Regions from separate parts of the Homo sapiens genome. Here region 1 is linked to region 2. A link is a contact called in ENCODE Hi-C or POLR2A ChIA-PET data. All regions are on one chromosome and are shown on one strand. The core of a region is the stretch at or near the end of the contact, and the rest is flanking DNA. Distances in the headings are between cores, read along the strand shown.

Region 1 (4,905 bases), core at 1,952-4,451, 190 kb after region 2:
CCGGATTCTTTCATTTGTACAAGACAAAGAAGACAATAGTCGAAAAATAATAATAGAAATCAAAGAAATAAAAAAATAAGCAATACTTTTATTAGGCAAAGTTCAAGGATTTAATGTTACTTTATAAGACACATAGTACGGAATGTAATATTTATGAGACTTTATGTGATAAATAACATGGCACGCATATATGAAATAAAAATTCCAATCTTGAGGTAGGTAGTTTCACTGACGTATACATATGTAAAAAAAATTGTACATTAAAACTAGTGCATTTTATGCACTTATTCACTAGTAATCATTCAATAAACAACATATCAAAATATTGTGTCAATTTTATAAAATGCTGATTTTCAAGACATTTGTCCATTTATTTTCTTTATGTTGTAAAATTTATTAGTATAAATTTGTTCAAAATATTCTCTATCTATCCATTTAATGTGTGGAGTTTTTTAAAAGTGATTTTCCATTCCTAAAATTGATTTTTGAGTTGTGTCTTTCTTCATTAATCTTTTTTTTACTACTGGTTTATCAATTTTATTAATATATAGTTTTAAACCAACTTTTGATATTATTGATTTTAGTCCTCATACTTTTACTTTCAATTTCATCAAATTATGATCATCTTTAGTTTTTTAAAAATTTTCTTGTGCTTAATTTAAACTTGTTTCCTACCTTCTTGAGTTGAAAGAATAGGTCTTGATTTTTAACCATTCTTCTTTCCTAAAATATTCATTTAAATCTATACGTATGCTTCCAAACACTTCTTTTGCTATATCCCACAAATTTTGATATGCTGTGTTTCCATTAACATTCAAATCTAAATTATAGTAATCTCTATTATTATTTATTCTTTAACTTATGGACCATTTAGATATGTGCTGCTTGATTTCACATTTTGGGAGATTTTGCACACTTTATTTCTGGTTTAAGACTTTTTTTTCAGAAGATATAGGACAAAATTTCAAATACTGTTAATTTATTGAGACTTGTTTTATGGTTCAGCATATTGTTTATATTGATGAATGTAATGAATACTTGATAAAAATTTGTATTTTGCAGTGTGGTATAAATTGTTTAATGTCAATTAGGTAAAATTGTTTGATGTTCAAATCTTTTTTATTTTTACTGATTTTTACCTACTTGTTCTCTTACTCACTAAGATTAAAATCTCTATGACTGTTTTGTCTCTTTCTCCCTTTACTTTTGCCAATTTTTGTGTATTAAAATATATTATTACATTTATTTGTATTGAAGATTGCTGTGTCTTTTGTTGAATTAGCCCTTTTATTTTCCTAAATGTCCCCTTTTATTTCTGGTAGTTCTCCTTGTCTTAAAATCTACTTCAGTAGCCATAAATATAGCTATTCTATCTTAATTTTAGAGTTTGCATAATGTATTTTTTCCATCTTTTTACTTTAATCTATTTGTGATATGTTTCTGTTACAAAAGCATTAATCCAATCTGATAATCTTTATTTTTAATTAAAGTATGTAGTAGTCATTTGCATTTAATGTAATTTTAACATGGTTAAGTTTTAGTCTACCATTTGCTATTTTTAAATGATTCCCTCTTTGTTCTTTTGTTCCTTGTTCCTGTTTTCCAAAAATTAATCAAGGACTTTAGTATTCTACTTACTGGATTTTTAGCTCTACTTCTTTGTATATTTTTAATGGTTATCCTAGATATTAAAATATGCATTCTTAACTTCTCACGGTCCATCCAGAAATATTATTGTGATTCTTAACAATATAAGGAACTTTCAGCAGAATAATTCTATTGACACTTCACTTCATTTTTTATGCATTGGTTATAATGTGTTTAGTTTCTACATTATTATAAACTCCACAATTCATTGTTATCATATTTTGCTTTAAATAGTCAATGAGTACAAAAGAAATATAAAGAACATTTATTATATTTAACCCCACATTTACTCTTTTTTATCATACATTTACAATAAAACTCTAAAGGCATCAACCATATTAATACTAATATTAGTATTTCTGAATTCCGTTGAAGATTTATTTCTAGTTAATTTATGCCTTGGACAACCCCAAGCTGGTAAACATTATATATTAAAATATCTTAACAATTCTGCATTAAAGAGATTAGTTTATTCTTGTTTCATTTCTGATACATATTTGAATCTTTCTCCATCAAAATATAATTTTCTTATACAGTAGACTAGTACAGTTTTGAACTTATTTTAATGCCTGAGTTGTGATTTTATAATTACTTTTGTTTTCCACTGGATAGAAAAGAAGAAAGCTGGAATAGATATGAGTTATACTGTATCTACATCTGCATAGCACATAAAATAGACTAATACTATCAACGTTTATGCTCATAGTGATGCATTTATAAACAAGAAAAAGTTACAATGCAAGGGAAATTTCCAATCATACAATTCATAGTCAAGTATTTAAAATTTTGTAAATTCTATGGATTATTTAATAATCCAATGCTTTTTATGCTTATTCTTCAATAGAGTACTGTATTTTTTTCAAATAATACTACACATGAAGTGTTGTTTTGATCTTGGATTCATATGATATAAAAATAAGTAAGAGAACAAGAGAATCTCCATTCCTGGGCTATTTCTTTGGTATCTTGTATCTTGGTTGTGGGGGGTGGAAATTGCTAGCTAAAAAATGGAAGAAAGAAAACAAAATAATCCTGTGTTCAGTACTTATAACTTTAGTGGTGCAACAAAGCAACTTCCAAACACTGCTCCAGCATCCCCACCTTCCCCGCAAGAGGCAAGGAACAGCTTCAAGTCTTCCTTTCTTGTTCACTCCTATGACTCTGGAGGAGACAGCCCAACCAAGGTGTGAATTTTTTTCTTTTTAACTGCATATATGTAAAGTCCGGATTGAATTAGTACAAGTTAAGTCCGTGAAATTTATCACCCAGATACCTCAGGATGAGTCAGGGATTTAAGAGCCCAGCCCTGGTTCTTTCTCACCATGTATTTCATGTCGGCCGCGGGAGGGTTGACTTTGCCACGCCATTCGTTGTGGGCTTCTATGCAGTTGTCTATAAAGTGTGGGTCAGTGATGGATGGGATTTTGGAAGATGTAGTGGCTACCAAACACAGACCCAAGATCCATAAACAACTGAATTTATTCTTCAGAGCCATGGAAGGATGTGGAGGATGCGGAGGATGCCCTGACTGCGCGGACCAGTAACGGCTGGGGCAACCCGATTTCCCCACGCCCCCGCACCACGCTCTCCCTTGGCTCCATCCTGCCGCACAGGCTCGAGCCCAGCGCGGCTGGATCAACTTGTCAGTGTCGCTGTGGGGAAGAACAGGCAGCAGGGTTCCCCTTCCACAAAGCTCTGAGCTACAGGGGAAAGCTCTGAGTCGCCCTCTGGTGGAGGGAATTTCAACCATCCAAACTGCTTTCTGTGGATCCAATCTGTAATCTGCAGAGCGCGTCTGGATTGTAATACAGATTGCAATATGCAAGCCACACAAGTTAGGTAAAGAACAAGTGCGGGATGCTGACAATGGGCCAGTCGAGTGCAAAGCACTATATATTCGTTTCTTAGACGCAGCTTCCGTGTATAGATTTTTATTGTTCTAAATAATCTAGAATCATATTGCCACTTCCCTCAGAGATTGGGAATAGAGTAAGAATAGGCAATTCTTATACAGTGACATACAGTGATCCTAAATTATCAACTTGTCAAACATTTAATAATTTCCTTCTGTTTTTTCGTCTGAAGAGACCGAATGCTTAGATAGATAACAATAGATGCTTGGAAAATGTAGCCAAGTAGTTCCTCTTGACAAAATCTTCCCTTTTTGATAGTTTGGAACAGAGCCACTGTATGGTGACTGGTAGACTCCAAGAGTTGCTTTAATTGATACACTGAGACTGGGATGGACAGAGTACATTTGATTGTCTATTTTACCTGCAATGCAATATAAATCAACGTCATTTGGCTTAATGTTTTAAATTCATTACATCAGTTATATTGATATTCTGTAATAAACCAGCATTTTTCCCCATGACATTAATTTTTTTTAGTATTTCTATGTTTCAAATAAATACCTTTACTTAGTAATTTGAAGTTGTTTACAATGCTGTTTAATTCAAGTGAACACGTACTTACATCTGCTGAATGATCCGCCATAGTCAACCTTGACACAAAAAACAAAAACCAAAACAAACTACTTTGATGCAGCTACTATCTTTTTAAAAATAAAAAGCAGAAAATTAGATTATAAGAAAACGAAAAATGCAAGGATCCTAATGGAAATTCTACTGGGCAATAGATAATATATTTCTAGTCTACTACCAGCTAATGGAGAATTGCTGTATATACTACTTTCATATCACATACATAGTCCAAACTGAGCTTCTGATATCCCACACCCAAAGACATGAACATATATACGTGTGTGTGTGTGTGTATATGTGTGTGTGTAGGTATACAGATAGATAAATCAATACAGTTATATACATCTACATGTGTCTATATATATATGTCTCTTCCTGGATATAAAGATATCTATAGGCATATACACACATACATATACACACATACATTTATATATGTAAAGTTCTCTCTATGTATAAATCTGTTTGTATACACATATATGTGTGTGTGTCTGCCTATAGACATATATACATCTACACAGAGAGAGATACAGATGTCTATAGGCATATATACATATACATATGTTTGTATACAAAGAGAAAGAGAACTTTTAAGGAATTGGCTCACATTACAGTGGGGGGCTACAATAAAAAATCTGAAGTCCTAGGTATGGCCCAAAAGACACTACATAATCTGACCATGGCTAGTTCTCTGGCATTCTCTCCTGGCTTATTCTGCATCAGCCACATCCATCAGCTTGATAAGGATGCTCTCTCCTCAGCATCTTTGCACTTG
Region 2 (4,904 bases), core at 242-2,741:
TTTGGAGATTATATGCCACAATAATGAGGTGGCTCTTCTCGAACTGCCTGCCTGTCTGTCTTAGAAATGCTGTAACTCTGTCCCAGTCTGTGCCAAGCAGAGATGATGAACAAAGCAGTGTGTGAAGTAGGCTGCTATTGCACCCTCTTTGCGTCTGACTTGATGTGGCTGACATATTGACATTATTTTATTGCTTTGGTGTGGCAACAGCTCCAGCTAAGCCACCACTGCCAGACACTTGCCCATCTGTCCTAAAATATGACTAATTACCATTATAATGATTCTTCAGCTTTATTAAACTTCTGTCTTCTGCAAAATCAAATGAGATTCATGAAGACTTTTTCATTAATCATCACAGCATCCCTGCTGAGAGCTTAAAAGAGGTAGGTGTATTCTTATTTTAGAAATGAAGAAGGTGCAACAAAATGAAGCTCTAGGAAGGTTAACCAGTATCACAAAGCTGGTCTGCTAGAATGAAGGAAAGAGGCAATATGTGTGTGTGTGTGTGTGTGTGTGAGAGAGAGAGAGAGAGAGAGAGAATTTTTCTGGGAAAAAGGGAAGGAGAGTCATCAATTTTTTTCTTTTCTGTTCCAATGTTATATGGCAATCATTTAAATGTCTCAACATACTAAAAGTTTCCAGAAGCAACAAACTTCTGGTATAATCAGAGGCTATGAGCTGTGCCCTAAGAAAAATATTGCAAAGAGATTTAACGTCTATCAGAATCAAATTTGTTTTCCTTCTTTCTAGCTACGTGTCCTTGGACAAGACACTGACCCTCATGCATTGATAGGCGTAAGTTTCAAAGCTTCATTAGATAGATTAAATGAAAAGACATGTAGCACATGTGTATAATAAGTTGTTCATAATAGGTACCCAATAAATGGCAATGGTTGTTATCATAAATTTTGTGATCTTAGGAATTTTAACATGCTAGTTGAAATAAAAAAGATAAAGCCTTCTTTATTTGTACCTAGTGACTTTCAGAAATAGCAGCATTAATTAATAGTTAACTGATTGGCACAATAGGGTGACTATAGTCAATAATAACTTAACTGTACATTTTAAAACAACTTAAATAGTGTAATTGGATTGTTTGGAACTCAAAGGATAAATGCCTGAGGGAATGGATACCCCATTCTCCATGATGTGCTTATTTCATATTGCATGCCTGTATCAAAACATCTCATGTACCCCATAAATATATAAACCTATGTATAGATGTATACACATAGGTGTATATATATATATACATAGATGTATGGTGTACAGGTGTATATCACAAAAATTTAAAAAAATTTAAAAATAGCTGGTTTGTATGTTATTAACTGCAGCTGAGTTTTTACGTTAAGATCTAGCCTGTGTGAACTTGAACAAGTAAGTTAATGTCTGTGGGCATTTGTATACTCATCTGTAAGGCAACAGAGCAGATGGTCTCTAAGAATGTTTGCATCGGACATCTGAGTTGTATGGAAATAGAAAAAGCCATTATTTGTGACCATTTGCCCTCTAGTGGCAAGAACCAGGGAAAACTATTTCTACTGAGAAAAAATTTCATGTCTGTATCCCCACCAAAACCTGATATATTGATAAATTCTTAGATTTGCTTCAATATTGTGTTAGTTATGTTTGTCTGTGTAAAAATTATCCCCCAAATTAGCAACTTAAACATTTACACAGTGTCTGAGGGTCAGGAATTTGTGAGCAGCTCAGCTGGGAGCTTGCAGCTCAAGGTCTCCCAGGAGGCTGCAATTAGGTCGGGCTGCAGCCATCAGACAGCTTGACTAAACTACATGAGCTGCCTCCAAGTTCTCTCATGTGGCTGTTGACAGGTTTCAGTTCCTTACCACAGGGACCTCTCCACAGGGCTGCTCACAACACGACAGCTGGCTTTCCCCAGAATGAGTGATCCCAGAGAGACAGAGAGAGAGAAAGAGCTAGAGAGAGAATGCAACAAAGATGGAAGGCACAATGTCTTTTATAAACAAATTTCAAAAGTTATTTACTGTGGTAGAATGAACTAGCATTACATGGATTCGAGATGAATATATCTAAAAACAATATATTCCACATAAAAAGCAAGTTTCATAAGTACATGCACATTATATATATAATTTTGTATATATATAATATACCTATACATTATATGAATGTAACTAATGTAAAATAGTTATATAATAATTACATACATGTTTATTAAGTATAATGTACAATGTGTCATATAAAATATGAAAAGCCTACTTTATCTTGTTTAAAGATTGTATGTGTGTGTGTGTGTGTGTGTAGTAGCCATAAAAACAAAAATATGCATGGAACTGATAAATACTGATAAAACTAAACATAAGTGGTCACCTGGGACTTTTGATATAACTCTTCAGAAAAAGAAGCTCTTCTTCTGTTAAGAATGTACATCCTAGAATTGCTGATAGACACAGAAGGGGGACAGAGAGAAAGAGAGAGAGAACATGTCAGTGATTGAGGGAGGGCATTACTGTCTTGATGACACTGTTGAGTTCCTAGATGCAGTATCCAGGTTATGGGACTATAAATCCTCTTTTTTACATAAGTTACTTTGAGTTTCTATGACTTTCCGTCAAAGGAGTCTTGAGAAGTATAGTTCTATGCAACTATTTAATCATACTGAAATCATAATTGTAGAAGAAGGCATATGCTTATTTATTAAAGGTAAAGAGTGCTTCCATCCCCTCTACCTCCCCTGGGCAACTCTAAGAGCAGGACACTCTAGTGCTTAAAAGATCAGATTCAGGCTTCTGAGACACTCCTCTCATGTTGCTTTAAGGCAAGGCCCCCTAAACTGGTAGCCTGATCCTCTAGGGATTCTATGGAAGAGTGCTATTATGTCTATGCAAACATGTGCTCTTCTGGGGAAAGAGTCTGTATTTCATCACATAGTAAAGGGAATGGTAAACAAAAAGAGGTTAAAATCACTGTTGGATGATAAAAAGTATTATGTTAAAGCCTGCATTTACACACCTCCCAGTGTCAGGTAGCTAGACTTTTTAATTAGAGAATTTGAAATTATGAAGTAGCAATGCCACCATCTTATTAACATCATGAAATCATTTTTAAAAATATAAATGTATTAAATGTTTAAAATATTTCACTTAAAAAGTTCATTTTATTATGGGCCATCTGCAGTTACTGCCACCTAAAGGATGGGAAAGGCATATAGCTTCAACAAATGACTAAAGATTTGCTTTCCAGAAAAGTTCAAGTGTTCTTTCAGTGTTATGTTTACAAATAAAAGACTGTCGTTTGCTTTTTCTATTAGCATAAAATAATTCTCAGTAGTATCAATACATTTCACATGCCACTGATTAAATCCTGAATATTCATGCATGCAATAAAAAGCCTTCCGTTGCTATGGTGGAACCTAATACCATGGAATGTATTCCAGCTTCCTTTAGGGGGAAGAACGTTCAAACTGAAAATTATATCAAAGCTGGTCCTTATCAATGAGAACAATCACAAAGAGAAAGAGGGAAGATTGCATGTAAATTATAGGAGAGGCTAGATTCCCAATGAAAATATGAATGTTTTATTGGCTTGGGGCCTGAAGAGACTAATATTCAAGCCGTAATGAGTGTCTTTCAACCCAAAGGGTCCACTGTATGTACAAATCCCAGTGTTTTTTCAGGTCATGAGGCAACAGAATTCCACAATGATATGGTTGAGGAAAATGGAGACCTGTCCACAGAGGAGCCCAGCATCATAATGAACAGCCATCTGGAATCTTTGGCTTTGGTACCAAACTAATACTGCCCTAGGTAGGTTAAATTTAAAAAAAAAAAAAAAAAGGTGGGGGAAATAACTCTGCTTTCATGGCATGCTTGGTTAGGCACTTACTGGCCCTTTAAAGTAGAATAACAGCAACTCAGAATACCTTTAGGCCAGAGCGTCTTATCCTTGGCACTATTGATATTTTGGGTTCAATAATTCTTTCTTGTTGGGGGGCTGCAAATTCTCAGGGCCTACTATACTACTATAAAGTGAGAGTGGGGCCACCCCTCCATGTGATTCTGAGGCTGGTTAAAGTTTGAAAAACAGTAATCTAACCCAACTCTCTCATTTTACAATAAAAGAAACCAGTTGGTTAAGTCTTATCTAAGATTAAATGTCTGGTTAGAGTCAAAACAGTACATTATACCTTATTCTCCACAGAATTTGCGAAGTGTGGCCTTGGAGAAAGAGGTGGGTATCCTGCAAAGATGTTTCACCCAGGCACCAACTACATGAAACATCCTGCTGCACAGCAGAAAGCATTTCAAGACTTGCTGAATATGTTTCGTAAATCTTGTCTCTGTCCTAGATTCCCAGGGTTCTTGGGTTACATGCAGAACAATTCACTTTTATCAACACTTTATTTTTCTAAAGATAGGTTAATAATATAATAATTTTATGACTGATAATGTATAATTAGTTTACAGCTAGGGTACATTTTTTGTGTGTGCTTGACTAGATACCTATTTCATCATGAAATCACTTGGAGTTAGAAGAGGGCTTACTTTTACAGCCACAGGTATCATTACTGTTATTGAGTTGTTAGATATACTGATTTAGAATTTTAAACTTTTCCATGAAGTTGACTGGAATGAAAAGCAGCTAATGTATGTTAGAAAATAAAAATGTGGCTATGCAACCATAAAAAAGAATGAGATTACGAATTTTGAGGGAACATGGATGGAGCTGGAGGCTCCATCCTCCAGCTCCATCTGTTTTCTGTTCCTGCATTAGCAAACTAACACAGCAACAGAAAAACAAATACTGCATGTTCTCACTTGTAAGTGGGAGCTAAATAATGAGAACTCATATAAAGAAGGGAACAACAGACACTGGGGCCTACTCGAGGGTGGAGGGTGGGAGGAGAGAAGCAGCAAAAATAA

What was found. Hi-C counts contacts between places; a loop is a spot of excess contacts on that map. ChIA-PET counts read pairs that join two places held with the same protein, here RNA polymerase II (POLR2A). Pooled maps may share reads with other maps.
Region 1: a loop to region 2 is called in a pooled map, with 4 times the contacts of the local background. The contact joins the promoter of GLIPR1L1 here to the enhancer-like site in region 2. A Hi-C loop is called at or near these places in 6 of 168 maps with a recorded cell type or tissue (PC-9, ascending aorta, naive thymus-derived CD4-positive, alpha-beta T cell and 3 more), 14 of 37 single-sample maps with no recorded cell type and 17 of 50 pooled maps. POLR2A ChIA-PET finds 5 or more read pairs at or near these places in 10 of 52 experiments (B cell, CD4-positive, alpha-beta T cell, CD4-positive, alpha-beta memory T cell and 6 more).

The regions. Positions count from the first base shown.
Region 1 is chr12:75,332,966-75,337,870 of GRCh38, reverse strand. GLIPR1L1 (GLIPR1 like 1) reads right to left here and starts at 3,201. Exons shown (of 6, transcript NM_001304964.2): 1 at 2,969-3,201. The coding sequence starts at 3,142. It also overlaps a transcript of CAPS2 not described here. RefSeq lists a silencer at 3,355-3,464.
Region 2 is chr12:75,523,719-75,528,622 of GRCh38, reverse strand. It overlaps LOC105369844 (a long non-coding RNA gene), which reads left to right. Exons shown (of 16, transcript XR_007063375.1): 15 at 3,659-3,788; 16 at 4,183-4,362. Among named protein-coding and RNA genes, the nearest start is that of KRR1, 15 kb to the right of the region's middle. RefSeq lists an enhancer at 4,900-4,904. Within about 2 kb of position 1,491, at least 3 of the 41 ENCODE cell types and tissues checked have a DNase peak (open chromatin) inside an H3K27ac peak, as active enhancers do.